Linked DNA regions of Homo sapiens: regions 1 and 2 are each linked to region 3. A link is a loop called in an ENCODE intact Hi-C map of the cell type or tissue named here. Cell type or tissue: B cell. All regions are shown on one strand. Region 1 has its middle 15 kb from the start of LINC02902. Region 2 overlaps PKD1L1 (polycystin 1 like 1, transient receptor potential channel interacting). Region 3 overlaps TNS3 (tensin 3).

Region 1 (8,000 bases), 190 kb after region 3:
TTATGCATGCATGTATATATGTGTGCCCACTTTGTTCCAGACAGGATTCAAAATCACTTACAAAGGAAAATACGATACTTTAGTTAATTGATTCTCTGGCTTTTCTTGGAAATTTGCATTCTTCTTTAGAATATAAAGTGCTGGATTGGCAGCAGAAGAAAACGAGAACAGAACCCCCCTTACCTGCTGCAGGGTTTGGACAGGCTGCTAGGCCTCAGGTTCTCCTGCTGAATGAACCCTTTGTACCATCTGTGCATAACTGACCGGGGCCAGGAGGAACTATGGAAATGCTGCCTCAGCCCGAATGTCAATTCTACATTCCAGCAGAATGTCTCAAACATCACATGTACTTTAAGGGAATTCAGTTTTCAACCAGCTCCTACATGACATCCACCTGCCTTAGCCTCCCAAAGTGCTGGGATTGCAGGCATAAGCCACCGCGCCAGGCCGAGTGAGCCTTCTTGCACGGTACGTATATTCAGATACAATGAAGGTAGGTTCATGATAAAAAAAAATGTTGTTTTTCTTTTCTTGCTATTTTTTTTTTGTCATTGGCATATCAACTTTCAGAATGACCTAAACCTTCAAGAATCATACTGTTAAAAGTCTGTGAAAAATATGAGCCATTCCTGGAATAGTAAGAGTTCAGTTCATGGCAGCGGCTGTGATGATTATTCAGACAGTGCAGTTATGGACTCTAAAGTGCTGTAATCAAACATGGTTAACTGCAAAGGCGGACCTAGTCCTGCTGCAGTCCTCTGGATTGGTAACTCCAAGGAGCCCAAGGGACCAGTTCTTCTGGTTTCCCTATGTGGAGACCCGGGGGCCTTGGCCCTTGGCTGAAGGTGGGACATTGATCTCAGCCTTACAGCACAGGCTTTCCCTGACTGGCCTACAAGGACACAAGCCATGTTGGTCATTCTCACCCATGAGTCCCTTTTTGATGAGTACTGGGGCCTAAGGCTGAGGGCCGTGACACTTCCTAGTGAGTAGGACCTCAGCAGCATGTACTGGTCCTATAAAGCCGACCTGCTGGCTCTGTCCTGCAGGGGCCCTAACATGTACCACGCAAGAAGTCTCACTCGGCCGGGTATGGTGGCTCATGCCTGTAATCCCAGCACTTTGGGAGGCCAAGGAGGGTGGGTCACTTGAGGTCAGAAGTTCGAGACCAGCCTGTTCAACATGGCGAAACCCTGTCTCTACGAAAAATACAAAAAAATTAGCTGGGCATAGTGGTGCATACCTCTAGTCCCAGCTACTCCAGCCTGGGTGACAGAGTGAGACTCTGTCCAAAAAAAAAAAGAAGTCTCACTCAAGGAGGTTGCAGCATTATGGTGGCAGGATGAGGTAACCGAGTTAAAGCTGGGATCAGCCTTCCCTGTTGGAGGTACACAGGCCCTGTAGGACCCCTGGTCTTGAGTCCTTCTCCATTGTCAAACTCAGATACCCTCTTTAAGGCCCAAGTCAAACTTTACCTTAGGGAGAAGGGGCACAGATCTTCCTAATACCTGAGTGTGAGGCAGACCCTCCCCTTTGCTGCTCCCACAGGGCTTTGTGCTGCCCTCAGGAGCATTCAGCCCTGGAGTCTGCAGAGCTGCTGTGCGTGTAGCCTCGCTCTCTTGGTTCATGCAGGCATGTAGCCGACCCTCAGCCGAAACACAGAGCCCATTTTCTCCATAAAGAAAAGGTGAGTTGGCCAGGCGCAGTGGCTCATGCCTGTAATCTCAGCACTTTGGGAGGCCGAGGTGGGCGAATCACGAGGTCAGGAGTTCGAGACCAGCCTGGCCAGCATGGTGAAACCCCATCCCTACCAAAAATACAAAATGTTAGCTGGGTGTGGTGGCAGGCGCCTATAATCCCAGCTACTCGGGAGGCTGAGGCAGGAGAATCACTTGAACCCGGGAGGCAGAGGTTGCAGTGAGCTGAGATTGCACCACTGCACTCCAGCCTGGGCGACAGTGCGAGACTCCAGCTCAAAAAAAAAAAAAAAAAAAAAAAAAAGAGTGAGTCAAATGGATGAATGAATGTAGCAAAGGCCAGGAGTAGGCTGTGGGAATTAAGGTTGCCTTTCAGGATCTTTGTGTGAGGAAGAGGACATCAGGGAGTGGGCTCCAGGGACCACTGAACCTGGGGACCGAGGAAGGGGCAGGGTTTGCCGAAAAGTGAGAGCTGCCCTGGCCTTGCCCAGCTGCGCAAGAGGGAGGCTCCAAGCTCTATCTGAGCAGTAGCAAGGAAAGGGCTGGACTGAGCCAATGGGGGTCAGCCTTCTGGCTTTGTTTCACTGTGCAGTTGTTGAGTGCCTAATGTACACCAGCAACAATTCAGGCCCTTGGGGTGCAGCAATAGGAGATGCTCCTGGAGCCAAGAGGATACCGACGGATCCCCTCCAGGCCAAGTAGTACCTGCAGCTAGGTCCATTCAACTAAACCAGATGAGTGTCATCTAGGTCTGTTTGTCCCTAGGGCATAGCAGATGCTCAATAAATACTTGCTTAATGAATAAAAGTCTCCTAATAAAAATAGTAGTAGGAGCCAACATCATTATTGAGTGCTTCTCTGTATCAGGCATTGTTCTAAACTTCACATGAACTCAATCTTCTTAACAGCTTTCATGATGAAGGCCGTAGGATCCCAACTTTACCAGTGAGAAAACAGAGGCATGGAAAGCTAGAGGAATTCAGCAAAGGTTATGTAGGAACTATCTTAAGGAGTGTGGGAGTGAATTCCAAACCTAGCGTGCTTTATCCCGGGCTTGGGTCTGCCCTCGAACCACAGGAGGTAGAAAAAAGGGCACACAGTCTTCATTTTCCGAGGATGTCATAGCAGGTGCTGCAGGCTGGGTGGCTGAACCCTCAGAAATGAATTTCCTCGCAGTCCTGGAGGCAGCAAGGCAGAGACTAAGGTGTTGGCAGGTTTGGTTTCTCCTGAGGCATCTCTCCTCGGATGGTAGATAGCTGTCTCCTCCCTCTTCCCTAAGGATGTGTGTGTAAGCCTGTGTCCCAATCTCCTCTTGTTATAAGGACACCAGTCATTGGATTAAGGCCCACCGTAATGCCTCATTTTACCTTAATTTCCTGGTAAAGGCCCTATCTCCAAAGAAGGTCACATCCTGAGATTCTGGTTAGGACTTCAGTCTTGGAATTTTGGGTAACACAATTCAGCTGGTGACATTGACACAGCCTGGGGCTGCCCAGTTTTCCCAGAAGGGGCAGCAGGAATGGGTCAAAAACCCATCACTCATCAAGAAAAACCAGTTCATGTGTTGAGGAACCGTCTTGTCTGCCGTCCTTCAGAATGAGTGCGCAGTTGTTTTGCTGTTTTCTTGGGAACCAGCTGTGGAACACTGCGCTTCCCTTTCCTTTCTTTTCAAGAACCTTGGTGCCCACCTGGCCTCCTGGAGGACACCTTTGTGCAGAGGCTGCCAGAGATGGAACATAGAGATGGGGGAGGGGAGCAGGTGATGCTGGCCCCTGTTGAAAGAAAGTGGGCAAGAGCAGGGGTAGTTATTTCTCCTCTTACAGAAAGGGCTTGCTGAGTTAGGCTTCATGTGGCATTGTGTTCTTTTGAACGTCACTTAAGGCATACATGAAGCGTGTGCACATGACACAGCCCAGTGGAGCCAGGGAGTGACTCAGCCTGCTGCCCAACACCCACTGCAAGTTGTTCCTGTGGCTGCCTCTAGCTGTTCCCCAATCTGAAATTTGTTTTTCGTTTTCCTTCACTTAAAAAAACTTGTTGGCCGGGCTCGGTGGCTCACACCTGTCATCTCAGCACTTTGAAAGGCCAACGAGGGAGGACTGCTTGAGCCCAGGAGTTTGAGACCAGCCTGGGCAACATAGAGAGACCCTGTCTCTACTAAAAGATAAAAATAAAACAATTAGCCGGCCACGGTGGTGCATGCCTGTGGTCTCAGCTACTGGGGAAGCTGAGGTGGGAGGACGGCTCAAGTCCGGGAGGTTGCGATTACAGTGAGCCATGATCTCGCCACTGTACTCCAGCCTGGGCAACAAAGTGAGATCTTTTCTCAAAAAAAAAAAAAAGTTGTAACATGCGTGTATCCCCAAACAATAAATTGCTTAGTCAGGCTTATGTGGGACTTTCTAGAAATGCTATCACACTTTGTGTTGACTTCTGAGCCTTGCTTTTTTCCCTTCAAGTTTATGTTCCTTTCCCAAGGCTCTCCCAGGCCCAAGGGTCTCTCACGCTCTGTAAAACCTGTGCTCAAAGCTTCTCCCCTGAGGCTGTGGGCAGAGACTGGGTGATACTGAAGTAATACAAGTTCTCAGGAAAGATCCTTTTTTTTTTTTTTTTTTTTTTTTTACACCAGGCCAGGCCCAGATTGGGTATTTTTAATATGTAAAAACAAGACTGGGTGTGGTGGCTCACACCTGTAATCCCAGCACTTTGGGAGGCCGAGGCAGGTGGATTGCCTGAGGTCAGGAGTTTGAGACCAGCCTGGCCAACATGGTGAAACCCCGTCCCTACTAAAAATACAAAAAAATTAGCCAGGTGTGGTGGTTCATGCCTGTAATCCCAGCTACTCGGGAGGCACAAGGCAGGGGAAAATGCTTAAACCCAGGAGGTGGAGGTTGCAGTGAGCTGAGATCGCGCTACTGCACTCCACCTTGGGTGACAGAGTGAGACTCTACCTCAAAAAAAAAAAAAAAAAAAACCAAAAAACAAAACAAACAAAAAAACAAATATGTAAAAACAGGGAGGGCCCCAGTGTGCTTGTTAACATGCATATGAGAGCGCCAGTTTGCAAAGCAGGTACAGCCCAGGCGGGCACTGAGCAGGATTCACAGCTGGGTCCAGACGCCTTCGCTCCCCACAGATGACACCTGCAGCGAGACTCTGCTGACCTTGAACTTCAAGCTCTGTGCTTCCACTTTTGACATTCATTTGTTTCTTAGCCTAAACTTGACACTTCCTTTTAGCAATATGCAAATTCAAGGCTGTCACAGCACAGCATCTGGAAAGTTACAACAGCAGCCCATTGGCGGTGATGGTGGGATTGTGTAGGGCTTACATTTTTTAACTTCCTTGAGTATATTTTTTGAGTTTTCCACAACAGGCATGCATTGCCTAGGAATGAGGAAAATCCAACGTCTTCCTCAGGAACCCAGGCTTCACCCATCTACGTGTCCTCTCTTCTACAAAATGGGGCTTACATGAACACTCTCCTCACCAGGCTTACTAAGGGCTTAGCTTACAGACATTATTGAGCATCTTCTGTGTACCAGAGGTTGGGGGCACGGGAGGAGTCAGATGTGGACCCTGCCCTTTAGGGTCTAGTGCAGAAGAGAGGTTTCCATAGGCAACTAGAATTCAAAACGGCATGCACGGCGGTGGAGTGAGGGGAGGGCTCTGGGGGGGCTCCGAAGGGGTAGATAGGCCGGAGTCTGCCAGATTGGAGGCCAGGGCCTTCTAAGCATCAGAACACATAGGCATACGTGGAAGGTTGAGCCATGGCATTTGGGAACCCGCCTAACCCCCCGGGGCTGGGCACAGAGTCCAGGGAGCACACAGCCTGGGGGTCGGGGAGAGAACGAAGGGACAGCACTTGGTCCCTCGGGGTGTGCATCAAGCTCAGCTGCTGAGATCTATGGATCCCAGTTCTGGCTGCGCTTTATTTTTATTTATTTATTTATTTATTTATTTATTTATTTTTTTGAGACGGAGTCTCCCAAGCTGGAGTGCAGTGGTGCCGTCTCTGCTCACTGCAACCTCCGCTTCCCAGGTTCAAGCAATTCTCCTGCCTCAGCCTCCCAAGTAGCTGGGATTACAGGCCCCCATCACCATGCCTGGCTAATTTTTTTTCTATTTTTAGTAGAGTCGGGGTTTCACCTTGTTGGCCAGGCTGGTTTTGAACTCCTGACCTCAAGTGATCCACCCATCTCGGCCTCCCAAAGTGCTGGGATTACAGGCGTGAGCCACCGCGCCCGGCCTGGCTGTGCTTTAGAGTCCCCCGCAGTGTCGGTGGTGAGCTCAGTGCCCAGGCCTGACCCAGATTCATCAAACCACACTGTTAGAGCAAGACTGGCCTGGATGGTATGGGAATTTTTTTTGTTAGTGTTCTCAAGTCTACAAAAGCTCTGGTTATAGGCAAGGCTGAATGACCTACTATTTGGGGAGCTTTGTGTAATTGAATGAAAGCTAAAAAGATTCATGTTGGTAAAAAGAAAATCCCAGAGGGGCTGCACCACGTTCTAGCAATGTTTGAGGGAGCCAGTGTCTCCGCAGCCTCACCCGCGTGTGGTGTGGGTCCTGTTTTTCATGTTAGCCATGAAGATAGGTGAGCAGCAATATCTCATGTGATCTGATCTTCCACTTCCTTAAAGGCCCCACTGATGCCTTTTCATTTGCTTATTTGGCACCTGTATGTCCTCTTTGGTGAGATGCCTCTTCATGCCTTTTGGCCACACTGAGAGTTCCTTTTCCTTGCCTCTCACAGTGATATTTGGAAAACAAATGAGTGGTGGTTGCTAGGGGTTAGGGCTGTGAGGGAGGAGAGGGTTATACCTCTAAAGAGGTAGCAGGAGGGAGAGCTATGTGGCAGTGGGACACTTCTGTGCCTGGATTGCAATGGTAACACAAATCTTCACGTGTGATAAGATGACATAGAACTACACCCACACACTGAAGCAGCGCCCATTTTCTGGCTTTGACATTGTGCTATAGTTATGAAAGATTGGGGGAACTGGGTGAGGCGTGTATGGGCGTTCTCTCTGCTATCTTTGCAAGTTCCTGGGGATCTACAATTATCTCCAGATACAAAAATTAAAAAGAAAAGTCAGTATCGATCAGTCTGAGAGTAGAAGTTTCATTAACCTATAATTGCTATTTTACTTTTTCCTCCCAATTGATTAGTTGTTTGTTCTCACACAGCCAGACCACATCATATAACATTTAGGTTCTGACTATGTTCCTTGAAGAAAATATACACTCATCATGTGGGGAAACAATGGTGACGTTTCACCTAAGGAATGTGAAGATGGAAATCAAAGTTTTCTCCCAATCAGGTAACTGAGAAAGGCAGGAGGCCATAGAAGCAGCCGCCTCAGCCCCATGGGTCACATCTGTGCTGAGTGACAATCTGTGTCTTAATGAGAAGCAATAAAGGCTAATTATCCCCAGGGTTTGACAGGTCTTTCTCAACACTTCTGCATAAAAAAGCAAGGCCACCCAGTTGGTCTCTGGATTGCAGCCTGCAAGAATCCCATGGTGGTGTTTAAACAAACGAGAAAGAACACATCAAAGGGGCATCTTACAAAGGCCCAGGAGAAACCAAAGGGACCTGGTGGCCTGAGTCCCCAGCTAGAAAGACAGATTGAATGGTCATTGCAAAGGGTAGGCTTGAAGGGGATAATGTGTGGCCATATGGAATAAAAGGAACCTCATCTCATCGGCCATCCATCACTCCCCTCCAACAGGAACAGGTGGGTGATGGACAAAGGCTGTAGATACAGGTGCGTTTCTACCCCACCAAATTAACCTAAGAAAAAGCACGGTAGGAATGAAATTAGGCATTGCACCATTTATCTAATTTACATTTAGTGCCTTAAGAGCCTGTGAATGAACACTGGTTTATGCAGTCTGTTCACTCCGTTTTCAGTGGATTGCTGCAGAAGTAGCCTCTGATTTTATGGGGGCCTGCACACGCTGGCTCCTGCAGTCTTAGGGCCTGGTCTGAGGAGGGGCCCGGAGAGTGTGGAAGGATGAAAAATGGAGCAACCCGGGCCAGGTGCAGTGGCTTACACCTGTAATCCCAGTACTTTGGGAGGCCAAGGCAGGTGGATCACAAGGTCAGGAGATCGAGACCATCCTGGCTAACATGGTGAAACCACGTCTCTACTAAAAATACAAAAAATTAGCCTGACATGGTGGCACACACCTGTAATCCCAGCTACTTGGGAGGCTGAGGCAGGAGAATCGCTTGAACCTGGGAGGTGGAGGTTGCAGTAAGCCGAGACTGCGCCACTGCACTCCAGCCTGGGCGAC
Region 2 (8,000 bases), 450 kb after region 3:
TTTCAGCTGTTATCACCACCTCACCCTGCTGATGAGCCCCAGCGAGCCCTGCAGGAGTGGGTGAGGCACAGCAGGTTCCTTTCTCGGCGGCGGCTCCAGGCCCCACCTCTGGCAAGACCAGCCTTACTCTCAGCCTCCCTCCTCCCACATGGCTCCAATGAGGTGAGTGTCTCTGTCTCAGGCTGTGGCAAGGCCAGGCCAGCATTATAATCATGCATGAGAAAAATCCAAGACAAGTATTTCCAATGCCTGCAGCCAACTGGCTCTGGGCTTGCTCTGCTCTGCAGAAGAGGTGGTGGAGGCACGTTGGAGGACACAGGCCCAGGGTCAGAGGCTCTGGAGCTCAGTCCCCACCTATACAAGAGTCATCATTCTAGTGCCTCAGCTGAGGCTCACTGTCCGTGTCTGTTAGCATGGAGCTCAGAGAATAGACCTGCCCCGGTGCAGAGTAAACTATTAGATGATGAGAAAGAAAAAGAAACATTTTATCTGAGGAATGCGAGTCCCTTTAAATGATCAGGCCCAGAGATGCATTAAAATATGACAGCAGTCGTGTCTCACTCCACTTGAGCTAAACAATGACCTCTTGAAGCCACTTGCTATGTGGGTTCTAAACTGACTGACGCCAAGTAGCCAAAAAATGCCATTCACCTTATAGTTCAACAATGTATAGCCAATCACTGACCAATGTTATTTCTGTAAACCAACGAGAATTCCTGAGGAACAACTTCTGTAATTGCCCCCTTCCTGAGTCGTCATTTTTTCTTTAAAACTTGAGCCTCTCATTTGTTTTCCAAAGCACTTCCCAGTGTGCAGTGTGCACTTCCCCATTCTGCGGTGCTCAACCTTGGCCCAAATAAACTCCCTGTTTATTAACTTTGCCTCGGTTTCTTTCTTTAGGTCAACAATGTGGACTGCACTTAACCTCAAATCCAACGCAACGTCCTGGCCCTGGGATGTTCACAGTGACCACCATGCCACTGCCTGGGCCGCCCTGTTTGTCCCCAACCCTCTCTTCACCATGATCAGCCTTCGTGTATGGTGTACCCATGACATAACTAACTCCATCTTAGAAAAAGCCTCCATTTCTTTTCATAGAGCACTCTGCCAACAAGGAGAAGATATTTTGTTGAATAAATAAATAAATAAATAAAGGCTGCATCCAACCAGATAAGGACACGCGCACACTCTTCCACTATTGGTTCTCACCAGAGGGCCCTGTGACCATACAAGATTAGGCCTGAACAGCTCCAAATGGCCGTCTTAACTGCCACTTTATTGCAGTCACTCGTGATGAGAGCTTGACATCTGCCGCCAGAAGCTCTGCTACCTTCAAGATTTTCTTGTAAGACTGATGAATCCTTCGGTCCAGACTGGGACTCCTTTTGTCTTCTTGGCTTCCCCTGGACTGGTTCATTAACCCTTTCTCCTATCTCTTTTTCTTCTTGATGTTAAATGTTACTTTGTTTGCTGTGGAATGTTTACCTTACACCATTTATAGGTTAGGTATACTATTATGTATGGTTTGCAATACTGACTGACTTATGGAGTGGCATCAGCCTGTGTGCCCGCAGCTCTGGCTGCAAAGTAATGGGAAATACTACGGAAAATTGCCTCCTTAGGAGCTCCATGTAGCTCATGGCTTTTGTGATTGAATCACAATCAATAAAAGCCTGACACTGTGGAAAAACACAAACATGCGTGGACCTAGTTATCTCTAACCTTGCACTACTCATGACACTTCGGCTCTGGGGCTTGTGGTGCAGGGGTTCACATGCTGTCCACTCTGTCAGATGAAGCCCACTTCCAGGTACTTCCAACGGCATGTCAACCCGGATCTTCTGTCCTCCCAGAGGGACATCTGAAGTCACTTCAGCTGTTCCTAATGTGACATATTTTTAGTCCATTCATCATCCTAGTCACTTGCTTCCTATTTTTCCTTTTATATCCCTTTAGTTCTTAATGTAGTGATTTTCTTTAGGAAAACAACAACAACAAACCTGCATGTCTTAGCTGAGTCCTGGGGAAAAAGAAAAGGGCACCCGTGTCTGTCCAGATTAAAGTCCGTGCATGTTTGTGTCTTTCCACAATGTCAGGCTTTTATTGATTGTGATTCAATCACAAAAGTAAAGGGCCTCAGAACAGGGACTGGCTTGGGGGTGGGGGGATTGCGCTCAGGCCTCAGGAGACAGACACAAGAGTACCCCCACCAGGCTTAACTCTGCTCACAGCTAAGAAGGTCTTCTGTTGCTAGGAAGGAAGACCCTTTCCTTCTAACCAAGCACACAGGCCAGAGGTTTGCTCACCCAAGCACTTCGGATTTGTAACCAGTGAGGGCCCAAGACAGACTGTGGCAGCTAAGCAGGAGGTGGGAGGTGGAGTCAATGAGCTCCCGCAGAGGGAGACCCCACTCTGCTCTTGTTTCTCGTGTGTATTCACAGGCCCTGCCTGCATTGCCAGGCCTCAGCAGAGAGACAAGAATGACATTCCCGTGGCGGCACCCAGGGAGTGCTGATTCCACTTGAAGATTTCTTGCTAATTGAACAGTTACTTACACCTTAGCTAAGTCTTGAAATAATTTCTCAAAAATAAGCTGCGAAATTCTTCATTGGTTGACCCTAGCATTGGAGAAAATTGTTCTGCTCAAGCAGCAAAGAATGAGTTTTCTTAACTGGGGCTCCAGGGGATGTGCCAATCTACCCAGTAGAATCCAAAAGAAGTAAGAATTTCACACAGAGATGCTCTGCCCTGAAATGGATGCTACACAGGGCCTCAGCGATCAGATTTCCGGGGGACAGACAGACAAATCCGGCCATAAAAGGTAGGCATATTGTTAGCAAAATGGAGTCCGAAAAACAACAGACCTGGGCCCACGCATCCAAGTGTCTGGGTCACAAACCATCTGAAGGGTCCAATTCTCCCCAATACTGCTGTCAGCAAAGACTCGGAGACTGCAATGGGGGGGAACACAGTCAGGTGTGCAGCGTGGCCTGCCCTCACAGGTGGCTGTCACGGATTCTTCTTTTCCTAAATTTCCACCTAGGGGCTGAATCATGTGCGTCCATTGGCACAGGTTGGACTTGGCCCGTGGTCTCCCAGGGCATGGTGCCAGCCACATGCTCTGCCCTGCCCCCTGTCCTGTCAGGTTTGAGGATTTTACAAATAAATAAAAGGAGCAATATTATAGCAGCAAATCAAGAGTAAAGATCAGGTGGATTGGAGGTATATCAGAAAGAACTGTGATCAGTTTAGCTGTTCTTGGCAACATTGATGGGCCACTACCAGTCACTGCCTTTGAACAATAACATGAAAGGAAAAGTCGCATCGGTGAAAACAGTGGAACTGAATAATAACGAGGAAAACAAACATCTACATTTACCCATGTTTTTCCTTTAAGAAAGAAAAGTTACATTTGTTCTTTATATGCTTAAATGTTTAATTTCCATTAGAAGGAGTAAAACCATCAATTTCAGGTACAGGGTGACATTAGAGAAGGCCAACTATTTTTTAAAATTATGTCTACTTTAAATTTTGTATTGCCTGGTGCTATTGTGTTTTTTTAAATTGTGGTAAAACAATAACATAACATTTACCATCTGAACCATTTGAAGGCACAGTTCAGTGGTGTTAAGTGTATGCACATGTATATGGTTGTGCAGTACATTTTTAGGACTTACCCATCCTACAAAACTGAAGCTCTGTGCCCATTACACAACCCTCCGTTCCTCCTCCCCACAGCCCCTGGCAACCACCCCACTCTCCTTTCAGTGTCTATGAATGTGACTACTCTAGGGACCTCGCATAAGTAGAATTATAAAGGATGTGTCTTTTTGTGACTGGCTTATCTCACAAAGCATAATGTCTTCAAGGTTCATCGAATGCTGTTTTAAAGTCTGTATGTTATGCACCATGAAATAACCAATTACCATCATGTTGAGTGCTTGTACCCAGAAGGCTCACCATATTCCTTCCCAGATTTCAAAATAGAGATGATGATGATTCTTGTATGACATCACCTTCTACGGCTCCCAGCATTCGGGGGTTTGTCATACTACCTGTTCTACTCCTGCAAATTAACTTCAGAACACCATTCTTTTTTCCATCAATTTAAGAGCTGCATTTGCTAACCCACCCTCGGGCCATGTAGGAACAAGCATCGACTTTCACATCTGAGCAATTCTTTGTAAGTTCCATGTCATTTGCATGTTCAGAAAAGCAATATTTCGCCATGGTACATTGACATACCTATCAGCACTGTTATCACAATCCAGAGGCGCCTGTGTTTTTTCATTAACAACAGCCTGTGTTTTTTCATTAACAACACTTAACGCTGCTTCACTAGTTGTTTTCCAAATGTTCTGTAAGAAAAAATAATAAAATAATGTGAGAGAGCTGCTTATGAAAACCCAGTACATTTGGGAAAGTAATATTACTTCATTAACAAAATAGCAGTGGACCCCTGCTGTGCGCCCAGCACTGTGCTGGGCACCAGAGAAGCAACAGCGAGGAAAGCAGACAGCTTCATCCTCCCAGGGCTCCTGTTCTGCCAGAGGAAGCCAGAAAGCAAACATGTAGCCATAACAGCATCTGCTGGGGGTCGTGCTGCGGAAGAATAGAGCTGCAGGAGGGATTCGTGCGGGGTCGGGACGGGGTGGGGGTGGGGGGGGGGGGCGCGGTGCTTTTTTATACACAGGGTCAGAGAAGGCCGCTGTGTGTGACGACATCTAAGCAGAGCTGGAAGAGGAGGAATGCAGAGCTATGCCGAAGGTGGAGGCACACCTGCTTCACTGCAGGAGCAGCAGAAGTCTCGTGGGGCTGCAGCCACAAGTGGGAACCAAGAGAGCACAGGAGGTGACCTCAGAGTTACGGGAGGCCAAGTGGGGTCAGACTCAGGAAGTGGAGTTTCATTCTGAATGAGATGGAGGGTTCTGAGCACAAGAGTGGCACGCTCCAATGCACAGAAGCAACAGTGTGGTTGCGGTACTGAAGAGAGCCTGGCAGGCAGGAGTGGCAGCAGGGGATCCACTCAGAGGGCTATGAGGATGGCAGGTCTTGATTGTGGAGTGAAGGCAGAGGGTGAACACCTCTGAGGCTATGGGGTGGCCGGGCTGGCTGCTGGACTGGAAGTGAGATGGAGCCCAAGAGAGAACTCAGAGACAATGCCACTGGGCTTGCTCGGCCTGTGCACACTGAGAGCTTAGGTGGGGTGGGGGCATTGGAGGGCAGGTGAGGGGTGCTGGGAGCCCATCTTGGTCATGAGGCCTCTGTTGACCTTGCATTGACCTGTGCAGCTCTCCTTGTGACAAAATCTCAATCCTGGTGGCACCAGGAAAGCAGGGAGGTGCCCACGGCACAGGAGGAGGGGGGACACTTTTGGCCTACGGGAAGCTGGCCACCTTGTTTCCTACACAGGACGCCTGTCCAGAGACAACGCCCCACTGTGGACATGATTACAAAAAGCAGCCACCATCCCTCAGACTGAGGGCCCAGGGCCTCACTCTGGCTCTTGAGAGAGCTGTTACCAGAAGTAGTTCCAGCCAGTTAAGAAGTTAGTATAGGTTAACCAACGGCCCAGCCCCTCCCTGGGATGTGCGCTCCCTGTGCTGTGGGCCTTTTACAGATTTGTAACTACAGGACATCAGGTGCTTCATCTTTCAGGAGAACAACACAGGAAGGTGTCAAGAAGGCCAGAGTGGGAGCTGAAAGATGCCAGCTCGTGCCTGAGTGCATACGCCTGGCACCTGCCCCTCTTCTGTGACGAGAACAGGGAACCCCTCTGTGGCCTCCCAGAGCAGGACCTGGGTAGATCCTGGCAGTTTCCTGAGGATGTGAAACCCAGGGGCTGAGACAGCTGCATGTACCTACAACCCCTAAAAGGCATGGTGCTAGTGAGCAGCATGGGAGACACAGGGCTTTGCAAGACACTATCCTATAACTATGCCCAATCAGCAAACTGCCCAGCACGTCCAGGAGCTGGTGTATGGCCCTGTGTGACCTTCGCCTGAGCCCACTGGGGCTGTAGAGAGCAGAGCGGCCAGAATGCAGCTTGGAAATGGGTCTCCCAGTCAACCAAAACCAGAGAGCCCCCTGATTGCACATTTCACCAGGACCAAGCCCTTTGGGACATGATGGTCAAATCCTAAAGGCATCGATCTATGCCCAAAGCTGAGGTCCCAGGTGGCTGAACCTTGGAGTCACCTGGGTGGGGTGGGGTTGAAGCACCATCACCCTGAGCCACGCCACAGCATGTCTGTTAGAATCTTCAGAGGCAGGGCTTGTGCATGGTTTTGTTTGGTTTCTTTGACTTTTAAGCTCCCTAGGTGATTCTGCATAGCAGATCTGCACCAAGTGTTCAAGAAGCATGAGGTCTGTTTGCCCCCTTGTGTTTGGAGGTGAGGGCACTAAAAGCCTAAGGAAGTCACTGTATGTGGCTATTTACATTGTGTAATGTGAGAAACGCAGGTAATATCACCTCCCCTCTAAAACACCTCTCCCCAACCTCCTGTTCTCAGAACCATCAGACGCTCATCTTACTAAATATCCTTCCTTGGGAACCTAAAAATGCCTCCTTGAACTTTCGCTGACAAAAGTGATGGCAGAGCAGAGAAAAGCTCCCAAACACAAACACTGTGGGTTGAGATCAAATTCATTTCAATATAAACTCAGATGGATGTGCTACGGAGGGGGTGGTTTAATAACGCTGCTCTGCATGAGGAATACTGAAAAATGAACTGCAGGAGAGTCTTTGCCAAGGACAGCAGAGGTTCTGGGAGCTTCAAAGAGAACTGGCTTCTTTAAATTTGAACTAGAAACGCACAACTCTGGGCTGTCTGTGCATGTCCCTTTGGAACCAATGCTTATTCTGGGTGAAAAGCATGTCTCACTCAGAAGTTTTCACTCTTCTCTCGGACCCCACCCACAGATGTGAGAGTCACTCCTCTCACGCTTCTCCTCCATCTCCAGGGCATTGCCCAGGCCTTCAGACCCAAGCCCTGTTAGCTACTCTGATAAACAGATGCAAGGGAATTCACAAACATCCAGGTAGCCCAGTCTTAATTAATAGGGGTCTTCAACGAGCTCCCCACACTGCGCAAGTTAAGCAGGGTTTCAGTGCTTTGGCTGCTGGAAGCCTTGTCTGTGCTGGAGCCATCTCGGGGCAGCTCCCACTCCCCACCTGGGGGACAGCACCCACTCCCCACCCCGGGGATAGCCCCCACTCCCCGCTTGAGGGGCAGCCCCCACTCCCCACCTGAGGGCTACCCTCCTACTTCCCACCTGGGAGGCAGCCCCTACTCCCCACCTGCAGGGCAGCCCCCACTCCCCACCTGAGGGCTACCCCTCACTCCCCATCTGAGGGCTATCCCCTACTCCTCTGGGCTGGGCTAGCCCTGCCTGCACTTCTTATATGTGGAACTATGCTCTGGAGCTGAATTAAGGCTTTATAAGTCACACTTGCTTCATTGGCACAAACACACATGATAGGAAAACAATCCCTGATGAATTCCTGATGAAACATGGAGGTGCTTTTTAGCTGTACTGTACATGTACTGTATTCAGGAAGAAAAGCCTAATTTCCCCAGATCCAGGAATACCTTCTGCCTGGAAGCTGATGAGGATGGGCTCTGTGATTCCCGGTCTTCTGCCTTTCCATTCAGAGCACACCAAGGACAGCCACACTTCCCATCACTCATAAGAAGCACATGATTAGCATAGACCTCTAGAGAAAAAAAAAAAAGCAAACATTCTGAAGACTGCAATGTGCTGGGAAGGTGAGAACATAAAGCTGGAGAAGCCCTAAGTTATACATAAGGTCAAAGCCACCTGGGCCTAACAACGGGCTGATCATGAAGATGCGTGTCCTTGGGCTGCCGTGTCCTGCTGTGTGTGTTTTCTTTCTATTTCCTTGCTTAAACAATGTCTTAGGTGTAGCCCACACTAAGCAATATGAGGAAACGCACAACCACCAGCCACGCTGATAATGAATGCCTGTTCCAGAAACA
Region 3 (8,000 bases):
CACGTCCATCCTTCCATTTACTCCTCCATGCCAGGAGGAAGACAGCACTGCCCTGTTTAGGGGAGAAAGCTCCATGCAAAATAAAGATGTGAGGGAACTGGGTGTCTTGGCATCAAAGGCCCTCTCATGACCCCACACCACCACACGGGGAGAGCAGCCCAGAAAGGCAGGCATTTGCCAAGGCCACCCCTGACTGCACGCCCACGGGCTGATCTCTGCCCCAGTTCCAGCCCACAGCCAGGATTCCCACACTTGAGCTGATCAGCCTTGCCAGAGGGTTTGTTAAAGCACCGATCGCAGGGCCCCAGCAATTCAGTACGTCTGGGCTGGGGCCTGAGAATGTGCATTTCTATAGGTCCCCAGGCAATGCTGAGGCTGTAGGTCCAGGGACCACACCTGGGGGCCAGCTGGTCAAGGCAAGTTGAAAAGGCCACAGAGAGCTTAGTACAGAGTGGACTCATGCATGTTCATCTCAGGGAAATACACACACACACACACACACACACATTCACATACACATAAACTGACATACATAATAAACACACACATCCATATGTTCACACACAGGTAACAATTACATTATCCACATATATATACCCTCAGATATATAACAACTACATTAAAAACCTACACACATTAATAATTACATACAAGATACATATATTCACATGTGTAACATTTATATACATAATATATGCATACAAACCTTCATATAAACAATTACATAACATATATACACTCACATATAAAGACTGCATACCTAATATACATATATATTCACATACATAACTCTCATATGTATGGCACATGTATGTATTCATGTGTTGACACATGTATAACATACATATTCATTTGTGTGCGTATAACAATTACATGTATAACATGCATGTATGTGTTCATGTACCAATAAAATTACATGCATAACATGCATGTCTATCCATATACATGTAACAACTACATGCATAACATACATGTATGTATTTGTACGCACAACAATTACACACATAATACACACACACACACACAGAGCAGCAGCAAGGGGAGTGGGCAGGAGCCAGGCTGGGCTAGAAGAGCGAGATCTCTTAGCAACCACACCTGTGAAAAGGTTAACAGGGAGGCCGTGTCCTGACGCAGGGGGAGGGCTGTGCTCCAGGAGACTGAAGACTCCTCTCTGGGACCCTGGGCTCCAGAGGGAACAATGACAACATCTAAGCAGCCAGGATGGGCCCTTTGGGCTCTGGCCTGTCTGACAGCCCTGCAACCGGCATCTTTAGAGCCAGCACACAGCTTTAGCCCTCTGGTGCCTCTGATGTCCAGGGCTCACCAACAAATCTGATGGCAAGGGACTGTCTGCGAGGTGGGAGAGCCTCAGCTGCCACCAGGAAAACAGGCTTCAGCCAGGGCCTCGGGACAGGCACACAGCTCTGGGGCCACCTGGGCCTCAGCCCCTGGCTCCCGGGGCCTATGACAAGCCTGAGGAAATCAGTCACAAACCGCAGCCTGTCAAAACCAACTACAAACACAGGCTCCCAAGTCCCCCCACGCCCCCTACTCCCCCACCCCCCCGTCGGCGGTGAGTGCCACAGGAGGAATGGAGTGAGACTGGACCACAGGCCTGGGGACACAGCTGAGGCCAGCAGGGACAGCCAGGCAGGCGCCCGCCCCGGACGGCCTCAGCTCTTGATGCTGCAACATGTTTCTCATAGTTTGTCAATATTTTAGGTTTCTGGGTGAGATTTTATTTTTAACGTTCCTATGACCTCAAATGCATACTTTGCTCTTCCAGAACCAAAGAGACCACACCACATGCCAGCATTAAAAGGAGCATAATAAGGGCACCCCGCCTGTGGCCAGGCTTCTGTGACAGGCCTGACCCTGTAGTCCCTCTTCTCTCATCCGCAGCTAGGTTAGAGAGCACCTCTATGGCCATTGCATAAAGGAGAAAACCGAGGCTCAGGTGGGCAGGGGGCGAGGGCAGGGCCTGGCCACTCAAGTGATGAGGTTAGAGAGCCACCCCCACGCCCACTGGGTAAAGGAGGAAACCAAGGCTCAGATGGGCAGGGGGCAAGGGCAAGGCCCAGCCACTGGAGCCAGGATCTGATCTTGACTTCATCAAAGCAGGGAAGCTGCCACACGGGCGCCGCTGGCCGAGCCTGGGGAAGGATGTCCTACTGCACCACAAGACAGAGCCAGTTAGCCAGTTCCATGTCTGGAGGCCACCAGGCTCACAATCCAGAAAGGCTGCCAAATCTCCGGCAGAACACCCCAGATTCTGTGTATGGCGAAGCTAGGGGGAGCCAAGAGCAGAAAGCCCTGCCCTACTTGAGAAGTACAGGGAACAACACACCTGACAGATGCCCAGGAGGAACCACAGGGTGCACCTGTTTCCCTGCCCCACCGGGGAGGCCCAGACCTGCACACACTTCCCCAGCAGCAAGAGGCAGCTTCCCATTTGCCTCCCAGGGAGTCGCTTCTGACTTGCAGTGAGAGAAGAGGGTCCTGTATCCTACTGTCTTGGCACAGTGAGCCTTTCAATTATCCTGCAAGCTGCTAATAAGCCCTCAGAAACAAAGCTTCACTCACTCAGCTCCAAAGGATGGAGGCAAAGAAAACACCAGGAGGTACCATGACCTTCCAAGGAGCTGCATTTGAAAAGCAGACAGCAATTTAAATTTGCCTAATCACAAGCCAAAGAGAAAGTGCTATTGTGTTTACCTTCAATCTGATTTGAACACACACACACACACCCAGTATTTGTCAGAGCTGGATGTCAGTCTACAAACCACTGCACTACACTGTCCACAGCCACCTGGCGACCCAGGCACCCTCACTGTCCAGGTTTTTATCACTAAGACAACAGACTTGTGCTGTCTTCACTTTATAGCCAAGGAAACTCGGCCCAGGGAGATTCGCCCCGAAGGTAACTATTACTGATAGAAAGGCAGCTCCCGCAAAGGCGCAGCGGATCCTCTTCTCTAAAAAACCATGCAAATGGCCAGTGCAGCATGGTCAAAGGACCTCAGATAGAGCCTTGTGAATGCAAGCTACAGGTCAAAGGGAGGGCATGGATCCTAGAGGAAGCCAAAAGATCCCCAAAGAGGGAGCAGCTTCAAGAAAGGACTTAGTCCTTTCTTGGATGGAACAAGGGAGCCAAAGAAATGCAAAGGGCTTACCTGTTCCAGTCGGACTTGCACACCGCAGGGAATCACCACCTTTCAAAGAGAGAAGAAACAGATAAGCAAATGGATTCTCCAGGAAAAAATTAGCATAATAATCAAGCCAGGCTCCCAAAGACTGAATGAAACTGTCTCTAACCTCACTCTGGCTACAAAGCTGTAGCAGATCAAGACTGACAAGATTTAGAGTTAAGAGAGTCCAGGGTTTTGTTCACTTTTGGAAAGTCCCTGTCATTTTTGCTAATGTCATGGAAACCATGGGGCCTCCCCTTCCAGAAAAATGCAAATCACTCATAGATACAAAATTTAGCCCCCACTTTCACAAAGAACTGGTAGACCTCAAGGATGGAAACCTCTGAGTCGGTCCGTGCTTGGGGAGCTTGGGAGCGGGGCCCAGAGAAGGAGGTGGAAGGCTCTGCCTGGTGGTCTTCAAGACCCCACTCCTCCCATCCTCACCCAGGGGCATGCATTCTCTACACAAGGGGCCATCTTTTCTAGAACTATTTCTACAAGTAGAACTGAAGAGTCTGAATGTGGCAATGTCAACCTGGTTATTCCATTCCGCACAAGAGACGGGGAGAGGAGACTTTGACTCCACCATAGTCTCTGAAGACCGAGAGCTCCCTGGGAAAGATAAAGAAAGTAACGGAGGCAAGGTGGCTCAAACACAGTCAGGAGAGGCAGTTAGTAACAGGCACAGGGAGCCACCAGTCCTGCAGGGCAAAGACCCCACCTTGGGCAGGATCTCCACCACTTACTAGCCACAGGACCTTGGCCTTTAATCTCTCTGGGCCTCAGTTTCCACATCTGAAAACTGCAGGTAACAATAGTGCCTTCCGGGCAGGGTCATGGTGAGAATTAAGAGATGGCGCGTGAGGAGCTCAGAAGAGTGGCACAGGGCAGGGGCTAAGGGAGCCAGGCAGGCATTGCGCTGCTCTGGGGGGCCGCTCAGGAGCCAGGCGCCAGCAAACAGGATTCAGTTCCTGGTGAGTGACCTCACTCCTTAGCTTTCTCCTGGCACTGCCCCCTCCAGATCCCTGGCACCTGCCTTCTCAAAGAGTTTTCTGAAAATGTGCAACCGAAGGAGAATCGTAGAGAATCTCAGAGATCTGACTAATTGTACTTGTGGTTTGGAGTGGGCGGCGGCGTAATCTTGGCTTTTACCAGGATAACTATTTATAGCCTCTTGCTTATCTTACGCAGTCCAGTCCTCAGGGAGTATGTGACACATGGCCGTTCCTGTGTCTGGGACACATCATTACTCCACCATGGCTCTGACTCAGACGGATGTCTGGGGCAGGGGTCCTCTCTCAGGGCCCCTTTAAAGTTTGATGAATGGATGAGAGAATAAGTAAACAAATAAATGTAAAGCAAAACAAAACAAAAACAGCTTTGGAAACAGAAGGAGTCACAGACAAAACCTTACAGGATGGCGGAAACAGCCGGACAAGGAGACCCCATGGTTAACAGAGCGGTGTGACTTATCTCCCCTCAAGCATGGTATCTACTCAGTGCACACATGCATCTTGTTGCCTCACTCCACATGTGACATGCAGGCAAGAAATGTGCGAAGAATCAGGGCCCCTGCCTTTCAAACTCACTATCAGCATTCCTGCAATGGCATGTCAAGCATGATGAAAAAAAAAATGAGCTATGAAGGCAGGAAAACACAAAGAGGAAACTTAAATGCATATTACTAAGTGAAAGAAGCCACTCTGAAAAGGCCACATACTGTATGATTTCAACTCTGTGACATTCTGGAAAAGGCAAAACTATGGGACAGTGAAAAGGTCAGTGAAAGCCAGGGATTAGGAGGGAGAGAGGAACAGGCAGAGCACAGAGACTCTTTAGGGCCATGAAGCTATTCTGCTTGACACTATAAGGATGGACGCACGTCATTCTGCATTTGTCTAAACCCACAGAATGTACAACACCAGGAGAGAATCCTAATGTAAACCGAGGGCTCTGGTTACTAAGACTGTATCAATATTGGCTAATCAAGTGTAACAAATGTACCACAGGAATGGAAAATGTTTATATATGAAGAGGAAGAAGAGTGTGTCCAATTTTTTTTTTTTTTTTGAGACGGAGTCTCACTCTGTCACCCAGGCTAGAGTGCAGTGGCACGATCTTGGCTCACTGCAAGCTCCGCCTCCCGGGTTCACGCCATTCTCCTGCCTCAGCCTCTCGAGTAGCTGGGACTACAGGCGCCCGCCACCACGCCTGGCTAATTTTTTGTATTTTTAGTAGAGATGGGGTTTCACTGTGTGAGCCAGGATAGTCTCGATCTCCTGACCTCATGATCCACCCACCTCGGCCTCCCAAAGTACTGGGATTACAGGCGTGAGCCACCATACCTGGCCTGAGTGTCTGATTTTTGTATAAATCTAAAACTCTCTTAAAAATACAGTCTATAATACATTTTTTAAATTCACTCTCTGGAAGCACACGTTTGTTGAGACAATGAAAAGAAAAGCCTTGTGCAATGTCAGAAACTTGAGTTTTAAAGACGGCAGCCACTTAAGGATTTGGTCCAGAAGCCAGGTCTGTGTGTTCCCACATCCCTCTGTGGCCAGATGGGGTGCAATAACGGCCCACCACCTGGCCTGGCCCCAGGGTGTCCTACAGAAAAGGAGAGGTGAGCTCTGTAAGCCGGGACTGCCCGAGTCCCATCTCACCCCAGACCATCCACGGCTTATATGGCTAACCGGCTCGCGCGATAAGTTGGCACGCCCAATCTTGTCGAACTCCATCCATCACTTGTGCTGCACATTTTCACTGACAGCCTTCTCCTGCCAGGACTTCACTTGGAAATGAAGCAGACTGGTCCCTAACCCCACAGAGCTTACGGCTCACGTAATAGAAACTGCATAAAATGAATCGTTTTTAAGAAAGTGAGCTGGGGAACAGTAGGGGGCGAGCAGCCCCCAGGTTCTGCAGAGCAAATGGCAGGCAGCCTTGCCCTGAGCCTCCACATTCGCATCCTACTGAACTTGCTCCTCTCTTCCAAGAGAACCAGTCACAGGCCCTACTGTCTGTTTGCACATGTGCTGTTACAAAATGCAGACAAAAATGTCTCAGGAAAGACCTTTTGTGGGAGTGGATTTGCAAATAAAAATGCACATGGAGCACCAACCAGAGAAAAAGGGACATTCTAGAAGCAAAGAGTCACCTGTTGATAAAGAGAAAACTCATCATTTCTATAAGTACAAACATCTCATTTAGCAAAAACCATGACCAAGTGAACACAGAGGGCACTTGTTCTTTCAATGTGGCTAAAACCAGATTCCAGGACAGGAAGTCCCTGAAAAGAGACTGTATTTCCGTCACACTTTTCCTCCCTTATACTAAGGCAGGTAAGCTGACCACAGACAGAACCACAGGATGAGGCGGCCGGGCTGGGGATGCTCATACCGGCCTGCTCAGCACCAAGGAACCTATGGGGACTGTGCGACGGTGCTATCAGCTGCATTTGCTGGACAGTCAAGTGTCACTTGCTGTTCTTCAGCCTTAGCAGAGGCAGAAGCACAGTGCTTCCGTGCACAGAGCTGCATCCCTGCTGGAGCGCACACAGCTCTCCACTGATCTACAGGCTGCCCTGCCTCCCATGCATCAGGAGGGTATCTCCTGTGGATGGAGCCAGGTAAGGGAGTAAGGCACACCTGCTTGCTCTCCTCACCTCAAACTCCAGCTCTGATCACACATTCCCCAGCACTGTGGGGTTCTTTCACTGTTTTCACTGGACAGAGGGAAGCACCGTGGGTCGGGGCCAACTCCAGGTGGGCTTGGCCTTCCTCGGCACAAAGAAGCTAACACTTCTTTAGCACTTATGTTCTTAACATGCCAGTCTGACTTATTCAGAGAGAGCAGCCACCCAACGCTGCAGGGCTGGGAGGGTCCCGGTGCACTGCATCCCCTGAGACCGTCCTGCAGACGCCAACCAGAAGCCTCTGAGCTGCGCCTGGCCCCATCAGTGCACAGCCAGCATGGCTGGGATGTGTGCGGTGGCATGGCCAGGAGTCTAGATGGGCACCCGCTGGCCTTGTGCTTTGCCTGCTCTGTAACATGATGCTGAGTGAGCTGCAGGGGCGTGAAAGGATGAGACAAGAACCAGGCAGCGTTCCCTGTGTCAAGGCACACTCCTGGGGAGGCCCACGGCTCATCCAATGTGTGGACTCGAATCAGCTGGATAAACACGAAACAGTGCCCTGTCTGTAGGTCTTTCTCTGTAGCCCTCACAATAAGGCCAGCGAGCCCCCACTCTGTGTATGAGAAGCTGCGTCTCAGAGAGGGCCAGCGCCAGCCACGGGAACTCTCCCAGAGATGACTCCAGCTGGTGCCCCAGCTCCAGGCTCCTCTCCTGATAGGAGCTGCACCCTCTCTCATAATGAGCAGCTCCCTCAGGGATTAGGGTGACAAGAGGTGACAACAGTGAGACAAGGAAGGGGGCAGAGCAGCTCCCGTTAGCAGCTACAGAAGGCTGGAGAGAAGGCAGTGGGTCATGGGCTGTGGGCCAAAAGCCATGGGCTGTGGCATCCCCGGGATCCGTCCCTCCCATGGTGGAGGCGAGGGCCCCTCTGAGAAGCCTGTTTGGGAGCCTCTTTATTGCCTTCTTTCAGCTATCCTGGGATCCTAATCTACTGTTCCCAAGGAAACCACAAACAAACACTGCTGTGCCTGCCCCACACCTGGCTACGTGGGTGCCTGGGTACACTGGCATCAATAACCTTGTCCCCAAGCCAGCAGGTCCACAGGACAGAGGGGCAGAGGGACAAGTGCTTGCCACCAAGTCATGACTGTGTCCTTGGGAATGTGAGTGTGTGG

The links. Hi-C counts contacts between places; a loop is a spot of excess contacts. Peaks named below come from ENCODE experiments on the same cell type or tissue, not always from the same donor. Only the 100,000 strongest peaks of a DNase experiment are listed, where the experiment ranks them.
Region 1: a loop joins it to region 3, with 11 times the contacts of the local background. A loop is called at or near these places in 5 of 110 quality-filtered maps.
Region 2: a loop joins it to region 3, with 2.4 times the contacts of the local background. A loop is called at or near these places in 2 of 110 quality-filtered maps.

The regions. Positions count from the first base shown.
Region 1 is chr7:47,666,056-47,674,055 of GRCh38, forward strand. No RefSeq gene overlaps it. Among named protein-coding and RNA genes, the nearest start is that of LINC02902, 15 kb to the left of the region's middle. RefSeq lists an enhancer at 6,139-7,017. In B cell, no CTCF peak of the experiment used is centred here; DNase peaks (open chromatin) are centred at 3,626, 4,156, 4,926 and 6,386; H3K4me3 peaks cover 975 bases; H3K27ac peaks cover 4,146 bases.
Region 2 is chr7:47,932,601-47,940,600 of GRCh38, forward strand. It overlaps PKD1L1 (polycystin 1 like 1, transient receptor potential channel interacting), which reads right to left. Exons shown (of 57, transcript NM_138295.5): 3 at 7,593-7,717; 4 at 4,246-4,358. Among named protein-coding and RNA genes, the nearest start is that of PKD1L1, 12 kb to the right of the region's middle. RefSeq lists enhancers at 5,046-5,125, 5,576-5,745. In B cell, no CTCF peak of the experiment used is centred here; DNase peaks (open chromatin) are centred at 4,891 and 5,761; H3K4me3 peaks cover 505 bases.
Region 3 is chr7:47,477,930-47,485,929 of GRCh38, forward strand. TNS3 (tensin 3) reads right to left here. Exons shown (of 31, transcript NM_022748.12): 4 at 3,174-3,212. Among named protein-coding and RNA genes, the nearest start is that of SNORD151, 17 kb to the left of the region's middle. RefSeq lists enhancers at 2,124-2,807, 2,808-3,489, 3,262-3,351, 4,062-4,609. In B cell, no CTCF peak of the experiment used is centred here; DNase peaks (open chromatin) are centred at 2,382, 3,432, 4,381 and 6,092; H3K4me3 peaks cover 1,155 bases; H3K27ac peaks cover 1,451 bases.